Regions from separate parts of the Homo sapiens genome. Here region 1 is linked to region 2. Evidence: read pairs that join two places in POLR2A ChIA-PET (ENCODE). Cell type or tissue: K562. All regions are shown on one strand. Links, peaks and the distances in the headings refer to the core of each region. The heading gives the core; the rest is flanking DNA. Region 1 overlaps RHOD (ras homolog family member D). Region 2 holds the start of LOC124902696 (a long non-coding RNA gene).

Evidence for each region. Peaks named below come from ENCODE experiments on the same cell type or tissue, not always from the same donor. Only the 100,000 strongest peaks of a DNase experiment are listed, where the experiment ranks them.
Region 1: POLR2A ChIA-PET joins it to region 2 with 5 read pairs; 2 of 35 experiments call an interaction of 5 or more read pairs at or near these places.

Annotation. Positions count from the first base shown.
Region 1 is chr11:67,068,622-67,073,988 of GRCh38, forward strand. It overlaps RHOD (ras homolog family member D), which reads left to right. Exons shown (of 5, transcript NM_014578.4): 4 at 1,804-1,938; 5 at 2,814-3,396. The coding sequence ends at 2,981. Among named protein-coding and RNA genes, the nearest start is that of RHOD, 14 kb to the left of the region's middle. RefSeq lists an enhancer at 5,300-5,367. In K562, for the core only: a CTCF peak has its summit at 3,281 (motif pointing left); a DNase peak (open chromatin) is centred at 3,270; H3K27me3 peaks cover 601 bases.
Region 2 is chr11:67,618,418-67,623,784 of GRCh38, forward strand. LOC124902696 (a long non-coding RNA gene) reads left to right here and starts at 1,522. Exons shown (of 2, transcript XR_007062741.1): 1 at 1,522-2,119. RefSeq lists enhancers at 604-1,477, 2,775-3,357, 3,358-3,939. In K562, for the core only: no CTCF peak of the experiment used is centred there; no DNase peak of the experiment used is centred there; H3K4me3 peaks cover 840 bases.

The DNA.
Region 1 (5,367 bases), core at 262-5,261, 550 kb before region 2:
ACATGGTGAAACCCCGTTGCTACTAAAAATACAAAAATTAGCCGGGCGTGGTGGCACATGCCTATAACCCAGCTACTTGGGAGGCTGAGGCAGGAGAATTGCTTGAACCCGGGAGGCGGAGGTTGCAGTGAGCCAAGATCGCACCACTGCACTCCAGTCTGGGCGACAGAGCGGGACTGTCTCAAAAAAGAGAGGATTCACTGCTGGGTTCAGTGGGAGCCACCAAGGAAACCTTTCTCATGGGCAGTTTCGGTGGATGCGGGGGTGTGGGGAATCTGCCAGGGACCCCACAAAGGCCCCATTTGCTTCCAGGAATGAGGTAGTTTGATGCCAATTTTTGTTTGTTTGTTTGTTTGTTTGTTTTGAGACAGAGTCTCACTCTGTCTCCCAGGCTGGAGTGCAGTGGTACAATCTGGGCTCACTGCAACCTCCACCTCCTGGGTTCAAGCGATTCTCCTGCCTCAGCCTCCCGAGTAGCTAGGATTGCAGGCTTGAGCCACCAAGCCCGGCTGATGCCAATTTTTATCAGGCAAGTTTCATGCCCAAACCAGCCGACTTCAGCCGACTTAGTGCTCCTGGAGATAGGAAGCCCCCTCCCGGGATCCCCGGCTCCCCAGCTGTAGTCCAGGCTGAAAGAACTCGGCCCTGGTGGCCTCACATTCTGCAGAGCAGCCCTCCCTCCACCAGGCAAGCAGTTGAGGCAGACAGCTGCTGCAACCATTTTGTGAGCAGATTTATTTATTTATTATTTTTTTGAGACGGAGTCTCACTCTGTAGCCCAGGCTGGAGTGCAGTGGCTCCATCTCAGCTCACTGCAACCTCCGCCTCCCAGGTTCAAGCGATTCTCCTGCCTCAGCCTCCAGAGTAGCTGGGACTACAGGTGCACGCCACCACGCCCAGCTAATTTTTGTATTTTTAGTAGAGACGGGGTTTCCCCTTGTTGGCCAGGCTGGTCTCGAACTCCTGACCTCAGGTGATCTGCCTGCCCTCAGCCTCCCAAAGTGCTGGGATTACAGGCGTGAGCCACCGAGCCCGGCCTGGATTGATTGATTTATTTTTATCTTTTTAATTGATTTATTTATTTATTTTGAGATGGAGTTTCACTCTGTCGCCCAGGCTGGAATGCAGTGGCGCGATCTCAGCTCCCTGCAACCTCCGCCTCCCAGGTTCATGCCATTCTCCTGCCTCAGCCTCCCGAGCAGCTGGGATTACAGGCACCCGCCATCATGCCCACCTAAATTTTGTATTTTTACTAGAGACAGGGTTTCACTGTTGGCCAGGCTGGTCTCAAACTCCTGACCTCAGGTGTTCCACCTGCCTCAGGCTCCCAAAGTGCTGGGATTACAGGCGTGAGCCACCACACCTGGCCCAGATTTGTTTTTAAAGGATCCCTTACTTCCTTATATGTTTTGCTCAGTTTGGTGGGTGTCCATGAGGGCCCTTACCCTGCAGAGAGGAAAGATTCTAGAACGGCAGGAGCAGGGTTCTGAGCCCCACCCCCAGGCTCAAATCCTGCCATTTCCAGCCAAGGCCAAGTTACATCGCCTTTCTGTGCCTCAGTTACCGCACCTGTACAGTGGGATTGGTTGTGAACTTGCTGCCACGGCCTCGGGGAATTAATGGGTCCATACGTGTAAATTCTTAGATGAGGTTCTGGTACCAAATAGTTTCTCCCTAGGTGCTGGCTTTGCTGATTATCCATATCAGAGCTCAGGCTGGGGAGCAAGAGAGTGGTCCACTGAGAGGGCCAGAACTCTCCAGGGCTCACACATGCCCCCCACATGCCCCCTCGCCCCCCTGCAGTGGTACCCAGAAGTGAATCATTTCTGCAAGAAGGTACCCATCATCGTCGTGGGCTGCAAGACTGACCTGCGCAAGGACAAATCACTGGTGAACAAGCTCCGAAGAAACGGATTGGAGCCTGTGACCTACCACAGGGTAGGAAACCCAGCCCGAGGTGGGAGTTGGGGAGGACTGAGTGAGGGGACCTCTGGATGCCTCTCAGTGGCACCAGGTGTCCAGAACGCTCAGGGTGTAGGTCAGAGCTGCGGTCGTCTTAGAGGCTGTCAGAGGTCAGAAACTTCCAGCACTTAGAAATGGTCCCTAGAATATTCTGGGAGCCTCCACAGGCAAAAGGGAGAACAAGGAAGTAGGCATATCAGAGTCAGTTCCACCACCAACCTGAGACCCAGAGAGGGGGCCCAGGCAGGCACCCACATATTCAGACCGTGGGTCCCTCTCTGCTACACGTCTGGGTTCATGGGAAGTTCATTTCTTGGTGCCTTGAGAGGCAAAGAGGCCCAGAACGGAGGTTAAAAACAACGAAGGCTGGCAGGGCGCAGGGGCTCACGCCTGTAATCCCAGCACTTGGGAGGCCGAGGTGGGTGGATCACTTGAAGTCAGGAGTTCGAGACCAGCCAGGGCAAAATAGCGAGACCCTGTCTCTACCAAAAATACAAAAAATTAGCCAAGTGGTGTGGTGGCGGGTGCCTGTAGTCCTAGCTACTCTGGAGGCAGAGGCAGGAGAATCACTTGAACCCGGTTGGAGGAGCTGCAGTGAGCTGAGATCGCACCACTGCACTCCAGCCTGGACGACAGAGCAAGACTCCGTCTCAAAAAAATAATAATAATAAAAATAAAGAAAAGAAAAACAAACATGATGAAGTGCATGAGGGCGCTTGGGCAAGCAGGGATACGGGAGCCATGGGTGCTCCGCAGACCCCACCTTCCACTCTTGTCCGGGAAAAGGAAGCGAGAACGTGAGGCCTGCCCAGTGCCCCCTTCACCGCAGCCCCATCCACCTCTCCCTCTAGGGCCAGGAGATGGCGAGGTCCGTGGGCGCGGTGGCCTACCTCGAGTGCTCGGCTCGGCTCCATGACAACGTCCACGCCGTCTTCCAGGAGGCCGCCGAGGTGGCCCTCAGCAGCCGCGGTCGCAACTTCTGGCGGCGGATTACCCAGGGCTTTTGCGTGGTGACCTGAGCGGCTCGGGGCGTCCCAGCGACGCGGGAAGGGGCAGGGCGCTGACCTGCTGCTGAGCTGGCTGGGCTGGACCCGGTCCCTAGGCTGTGACCGCCGAACTCCACTGCAACAGACGGGCGCCACCAAAGCCAGGCCCTGAGGCCTGGGAGTCCTGGACTGAGAAAGGGGGTTCCTGGGCCCACCTGCTCTGTGTAGGGCTCGTCCTGCGGTGCCCGAGAATCACTCGCTAACCCCTATGCCCGGTCCCGGACCGACATCCTGGAGCCGCCTGTGCAGCCTGATGCCCCCTCGTGGCTGCTCCCAGGGCTGCACCTGCCAGGACCTAATGTTCTTAGGTCCCTCTGGCCAGAACCCACACCCGGCCCCTTCCCACCTGTCATACTGGTAACTGTAACAAGAAAAACGACATCACTTATCATTGTGTCGTGCCTCTTTTTTCTGTTTTCTTTTTTTTGAGACGGAGTCTCGTTCTATCGCCCAGGCTGGAGTGCAGTGGCGCATTTCAGCTCACTGCAACCTGTGCCTCCTGGGTTCAAGCGATTCTCCTGTCTCAGCCTCCTGAGTAGCTGGGATTACAGGCGCGCGCCACCACACCCGGATAATTTTTGTATTTTCTTTAGCAGAGACGGGGTTTCACCATGTTGGTGAGGCTGGTCTCGAACTCCTGACCTCATGATCCACCCGCCTCGGCCTCCCAAAGTGCTGGGATTACAGCCATGAGCCACCACGCCCTGCCTATGCCTCTTGTTTCAAGGTGTCTTTACACACACGTTCCAAGGTAGGTAAAAGCCCACCCCATCTAGGCACTGGGATGGGACTGCTTGGATCCAAACCAGCTTTATTGCTTCCACGACCTTGGGCAAGTTCTTCTGGGCCTCAGCTTCCTCACCTGTGAAATGGATCACAGACTAAGCCATGGAACTTTCGGATGAGTAAGAGGGTCATGAGGACCAACACACGCAAAGAGCTTAGTAGGTGCCTAGCACGCAGTAAGTGCTCACAAAAGGTTCGGCCAGGGCCGAGCACAGTGACTCATGCCTGTAATCCCAGCACTTTGGGAGGCCGACGTGGGTGGATCACGAGGTCAGGAGTTTGAGACCAGCCTGACCAACATGGTGAAACCCCCATCTCTACTAAAAATACAAAAATTAGCCAGGCGTGGTGGCCCACACCTGTAATCCCAGCTACTCCAGAGGCTGAGGCAGGAGAATAGGTTGCAGTGAGCCGAGATCACACCACTGCACTCCAGCCCAGGCAACACAACGAGACTCCTTCTCAAAAAAAAAAAAGGTGTAGCCAGGTGCTGTGGCACACCTGTCCCAGCCACGATTGTACCAGTGCACTCCAGCTTGGGCTACAAAGCAGAAAAAAAAAAAAAAAAAGAAAAAAAAGTGGCCGGGTGTGTTGGCTTACGCCTGTAATTCCAACACTTTGGGAGGCTGAGGCGGATGGATCACCTGAGGTCAGGAGTTCGAGACCAGCCTAGTGGTCACATGGTGAAACCCGGTCTCTACTAAAAATATAAAAATTAGTTGGATGTGGTGGTACGTCCCTGTAATCCCAGCTACTTGGGAGGCTGAGGCTGGAGAATCACTTGAATCCGGGAAGTGGAAGTTGCAGTGAGCTGAGATCACGCCACTGCACTCCAGCCTGGGTGACAGAGCGAGACTCTGTCAAAAAAAAAAAAAAAAAAAAAAAAAAAAAAGGATCTTGACTTCTGACTTCAGAGCAGTTGAGGCTTGTGCAAGAAGAAAAATCTGCAAGAAGTCTGCATAAAAAGCATAACAGCAAAACCATCAAGGGCTCCAAGAACACAGGGAAGTTACAGAGGAGAGCTGTCTGAGCTAGGTTAAGCTCACTAGGCTTGGGGAGAATAGGGAAGAATATTCTGGGTGCAGGGTATGCTTAGGGGAAGAGCAATCAGGCTGGAAATGGAAGCTGGGAAAAGTTGTTTCCCATCCCTGAGCAGGTGAGATTAAAAGTTCAGTGGGGCCTGGTGTGGTGGCTCGCGCCTGTAATCCCAGCACTTTGGGAGGCTGAGAAGGGTAGATCACCTGAGGTCAGGAGTTCGAGACCAGCCTGGACAACATGTTGAAACCCCATCTCTACTAAAAATACAAAAAAATTAGCTGGGCATGGTGGTGGGCACCTGTAAACCCAGCTACTCAGGAGGCTGAGGAAGGAGAATCACTTGAACCCGGGAGGCGGAGGTTGCAGTAAGCCGAGATCACGCCACTGCACTCCAGACTGGGCAACAAGAGCAAAACTCTGTCTCAAAAAAGAACCATAACAATAAATTAATAAATAATAATAATTTAAAAATAAAATATATAAATAATAAAAATTTTAAAAAAAGAAACCTCACAGTGGGGACTGGAATCTAGGT
Region 2 (5,367 bases), core at 141-5,140:
TTAAGATAGGATCTCACTCTGTCGCCCAGGCTGGAGTGCAGTGGCACAATCTCAGTTCACTGCAGCCTCTGCCCCCTGGGCTCTAGCGATCTTCCCCCCTCAGCTTCTTGAGTAGTTGGGACTACAGCGTGCACCACCATGCCTGGCTAATTTTTTTGTATTTCTGTACAGATGGGGTTTCACTACATTGGCCAGGCCGGTCTTGAACTCCTGAAGTCACGGTGGCCCGCCTTGGCCAACCAAAGTGCTGGGATTACAGGCATGAGCCATGACGTCTGGCTCACTTCAGGTTTTTACAGGCCATTTTGAGTTGATTTTTGTCTAAAGTGGGAACCTCAATTGTTCTTTGGGAACCACTGCTTCTCAGTCCAGGGAGTTCCCTCCTACCCAGGCAAGCATCCCAGATTCTATCCATCAATGTACTGTAAATCCAACTGAGAGGTGACAGCGTGCGGGCAGTCCTCATAGCCCTCGCTCGCTCGCTCTCGGCGCCTCCTCTGCCTGGGCTCCCACTTTGGCAGCACTTGAGGAGTGCTTCAGCCCACCGCTGCACTGTGGGAGCCCCTTTCTAGGCTGGCCAAGGCCGGAGCCGGCTCCCTCAGCTTGCAGGGAGGTGTGGAGGGAGAGGCGCCGGGAACCGGGGCTGCGCGTGGCGCTTGCGGGCCAGCTGGAGTTCCGGGTGGGCGTGGGCTTGGCGGGCCCCGCACTCGCCGCAGCCAGCCGGCCCTGCCGGCCCCGGGCAATGAGGGGCTTAGCACCCGGGCCAGCGGCTGTGGAGGGTGTACTGGGTCCCCCAGCAGTGCCAGCCCACCGGTGCTGCGCTTGATTTCTCGCCGGGCCTTAGCTGCCTTCCTGCGGGGCAGGGCTCAGGACCTGCAGCCCGCCATGCCTGAGCCTCCCACCCCCTCCGTGGGCTCCTGTGTGGCCCGAGCCTCCCCGATGAGCGCCGCCCCCTGCTCCATGGCGCCCAGTCCCATCGACCACCCAAGGGGTGAGGAGTGCGGGTGCATGGCGCGGGACTGGCAGGCAGCTCCATCTGCAGCACCGGTGCAGGATCCACTGGGTGAAGCCAGCTGAGCTCCTGAGTCTGGTGAGGATATGGGGAACCTTTGTATCTAGCTCAGGGATTGTAAATACACCAATCAGCACCCTGTGTCTAGCTCAGGGTTTGTGAATGCACCAGTGGACAATCTGTATCTAGCTACTCTGGTGGGGCCTTGGAGAACCTTTATGTCTAGCTCAGGGATTGTAAATACACCAATCGGCACTCTGTATCTAACTCAAGGTTTGTAAATACACCAATCAGCACCCTGTGTCTAGCTCAGGGTTTGTGAATGCACCAACGGACACTCTGTATCTAGCTACCCTGGTGGGGACTTGGAGAACCGTTGTGTCGACACTCTGTATCTAACTAATCTGGTGGGGACTTGGAGAACCTTTGTGTCTAGCTCAGGGATTGTAAACGCACCAATCAGCGCCCTGTCAAAACAAACCACTTGTCTCTACCAATCAGCAGGACGTGGGTGGGGCCAGATAAGAGAATAAAAGCAGGCTGCCCAAGCCAGCAGTGGCAACCCGCTTGGGTCCCCTTCCACACTGTGGAAGCTTTGTTCTTTCACTCTTTGCAATAAATCTTGCTACTGTTCACTCTTTGGGTCCACACTGCTTTTATGAGCTATAACACTCACCGCAAAGGTCTGCAGCTTCACTCCTGAAGCCAGCGAGACCACAAGCCCACTGGGAGGAACGAACAACTCCAGGCGCGCAATGAACAACTCCAGGCGCGCCGCCTTAAGAGCTGTAACACTCACCGCGAAGGTCTGCAGTTTCACTCCTAAGCCAGCGAGACCACGAACCCACCAGAAGGAAGAAACTCCAAACACATCTGAACATTAGAAGGAACAAACTCCAGATGCGCCACCTTAAGAGCTGTAACACTCACCGCGAGGGTCCACGGCTTCATTCTTGAAGTCAGTGAGAGACCAAGAACCCACCAATTCCGGACACATTTTGGCGACCATGAAGGGACTTTCGCCTATTGCCAAGCGGTGAGACAATCGCTGAGCAGTGAGACCATCACCTATTGCCGAGCGGTGAGACCATTGCCTATCGCCAAGCAGTGAGTACCATTGGACCCCTTTCGCTTGCTATTCTGTCCTATCTTTCCTTAGAATTCGGGGGCTAAATACCAGGCACCTGTCGGCCAGTTAAAAGTGACTAGCGTGGCCGCTGGACTAAAGACATGGGTGTCAGACTTTCTGGGAAAGAGCTCTCTAACAACCCCCGACTCTTCGGAGTTGGGACCGTTGGTTTGCCTAGAACCAGCTTCCGCTTTTCCTGTACTTCTGGGCTGAGCCGAGGGTCGACAGAGAGGAAGGCCATGCAGCTCTGGGGTCCTGACAACATGATGGTTGACCCCGCGGCCATGAGCAGAACTCTCAAAAGCATGTCGCCCAAGCGAGACCCGCCCATCTATCCTATCTATCCTGACCCTAGCCCCCTGGGTCCTAATGCCTGCCAGACAAACTTCCTCTTGCCTCCCTTCTCTGAGGTTAGACCCACTTCTAAAAATTGCTACCTGTCTCTGGTGCTTTTCTAGTTTCTCCGATAAGAATGATTTCTAGTATAAACTCCAGGACTCTGTTACCTTCTTTAGGCACCTGGGCTCACCAATCAGAAAGACATAATTTTTGCCCAAAGCCCCATCGTAGTGGGGACTACCTGGAATTTTAGGATCCCTCCTCACACTGACAGGCCTAACAAAAGCTATTCCTGAAGCTAGGATATGGGGAGCCTCAGAAATTGTATCCTTCCTATTCATATAAGTTAGGACAAAAGATGTCACTCTTCCAACCCTGGAGACCCCTTCCCTCCTTCAGGGTATGGCCCTCCACTTCATTTTTGGGGCATAACATCTTTATAGGACAGGGGTAAAGTCCCAATACTAACAGGAGAATGCTTAGGACTCTAACAGGTTTTTGAGAATGCGTCGGTAAGGGCCACTAAATCCGATTTTTCTCGGTCGGTCCTCCTTGTGGTCTAGGAGGACAGGCAAGGGTGCAGGTTTTCGAGAATGCGTCGGCAAGGACCACTAAATCCGACCTTCCTCGGTCCTCCATGTGGTCTGGGAGGAAAACTAGTGTTTCTGCTGCCGCGTCGGTAAGCGCAACTATTCCGATCAGCAGGGTCCAGGGACCGTTGCGGGTTCTTGGGCAGGGGTTGTTTCTGCTGCTGCGTCAGTGAGCGCAACTATTCCGATCAACAGGGTCCAGGGACTGTTGCGGGTTCTTGGGCAGGGGGAGAAACAAAACAAACCAAAACCGTGGGTGGTTTTGTCTTTCAGATGGGAAACACTCAGGCATCAACAGGCTCACCCTTGAAATGCATCCTAAGCCATTGGGACCAATTTGACCCACAAACCCTGAAAAAGAGGCGGCTCATTTTTTTCTGCACTGCGGCTTGGCCCCAATATTCTCTTTCTGATGGGGAAAAATGGCCACCTGCGGGAAGTACAAATTACAATACCATCCTGCAGCTTGATCTTTTCTGTAAGAGGGAAGGCAAATGGAGTGAAATACCTTATGCCCAAGCTTTCTTTTCATTGAGGGAGAATACACAACTATGCAAAGCTTGCCATTTACATCCCAAAGGAGGACCTCTCGGCTTACCCCCATATCCCAGCCTCCCTATAGCTCCCCTTCCTATTAATGATAATCCTCCTCTAATCTCCCCTGCCCAGAAGGAAATAAGCAAAGAGGTCTCCAAAGGACCACAAACCCCCCCGGGCTGTCAGTTGTGTCCCCTTCAAGTTGTAGGGGGAGGGGAATTTGGCCCAACCCGGGTACATGTCCCCTTCTCCCTCTCTGATTTAAAGCAGATCAAGGCAGACCTGGGGAAGTTTTCAGATGATCCTGATAGGTACATAGATGTCCTACAGGGTCTAGGGCAAACCTTTGACCTCACTTGGAGAGATGTCATGCTACTGTTAGATCAAACCCTGGCCTTTAATGAAAAGAATGCGGCTTTAGCTGCAGCCCGAGAGTTTGGAGATACCTGGTATCTTAGTCAAGTAAATGATAGAATGACAGCCGTAGAAAGGGACAAATTCCCTACCGGTCAGCAAGCCATCCCCAGTATGGATCCCAACTGGGACCTTGACTCAGATCATGGGGACTGGAGTTGTAAACATCTGTTGACCTGTGTTCTAGAAGGACTAAGGAGAATTAGAAAAAAGCCCATGAATTATTCAGTGATGTCCACCATAACTCAGGGAAAGGAAGAAAATCCTTCTGCCTTCCTCGAGCGGCTATGAGAGGCCTTAAGAAAATATACTCCCCTGTCACCCAAATCACTTGAGGGTCAATTGATTCTAAAAGATAAGTTTATTACCCAATCAGCTGCAGATATCAGGAGAAAGCTCCAAAAGCAAGCCCTGGGCCCTGAACAAAATCTAGAGACATTATTAAACCTGGCAACCTCGGTGTTCTATAATAGGGACCAAGAGGAACAGGTCCAAAAGGAAAAGCGAGATCAGAGAAAGGCCGCAGCCTTAGTCATGGCCCTCAGACAAACAAACCTTGGTGGTTCAGAGAGGACAGAACATGAAGCAGGCCAATCACCTGGTAAGGCTTGTTATCAGTGTGGTTTACTGGGACACTTTAAAAAAGATTGTCCAATGAGAAACAAGCTGCCCCCTCGTCCGTGTCCACTATGCTGAGGCAATCACTGGAAGGTGCACTGCCCCAGAGGATGAAGGTTCCCTGGGTCAGAAGCCCCCAGCCAGACGATCCAACAACAGGACTGAGGGTGCCTGGGGCAAGCGCCAGCTCATGTCATCACCCTCACTGAGCCCCGGGTATGTTTAACTATTGAGGGCCAGGAAATTGACTTCCTCCTGGACACTGGCGCGGCCTTCTCAGTGTTAATCTCCTGTCCTGGACGACTCTCCTCAAGGTCCATTACCATCCAAGGAATCCTGGGACAGCCTGTAACCAGGTATTTCTCCCACCTCCTCAGTTGTAATTGGGAGACTTTGCTCTTTTCACATGCCTTTCTTGTTATGCCTGAAAGTCCCACACCCTTATTAGGGAGGGATATATTAGCCAAGGCTGGAGCTATTATCTACATGAATATGGGGAACAAGTTACCCATTTGTTGTCCCCTACTTGAGGAGGGAATCAACCCTGAAGTCTGGGCATTGGAAGGACAATTTGGAAGGGCAAAAAATGCCCACCCAGTCCAAATCAGGTTAAAAGATCCCACCACTTTTCCTTATCAAAGGCAATATCCCTTAAGGCCTGAAGCTCATAAAGGATTACAGAATATTGTTAAACATTTGAAAGCTCAAGGCTTAGTAAGGAAATGCAG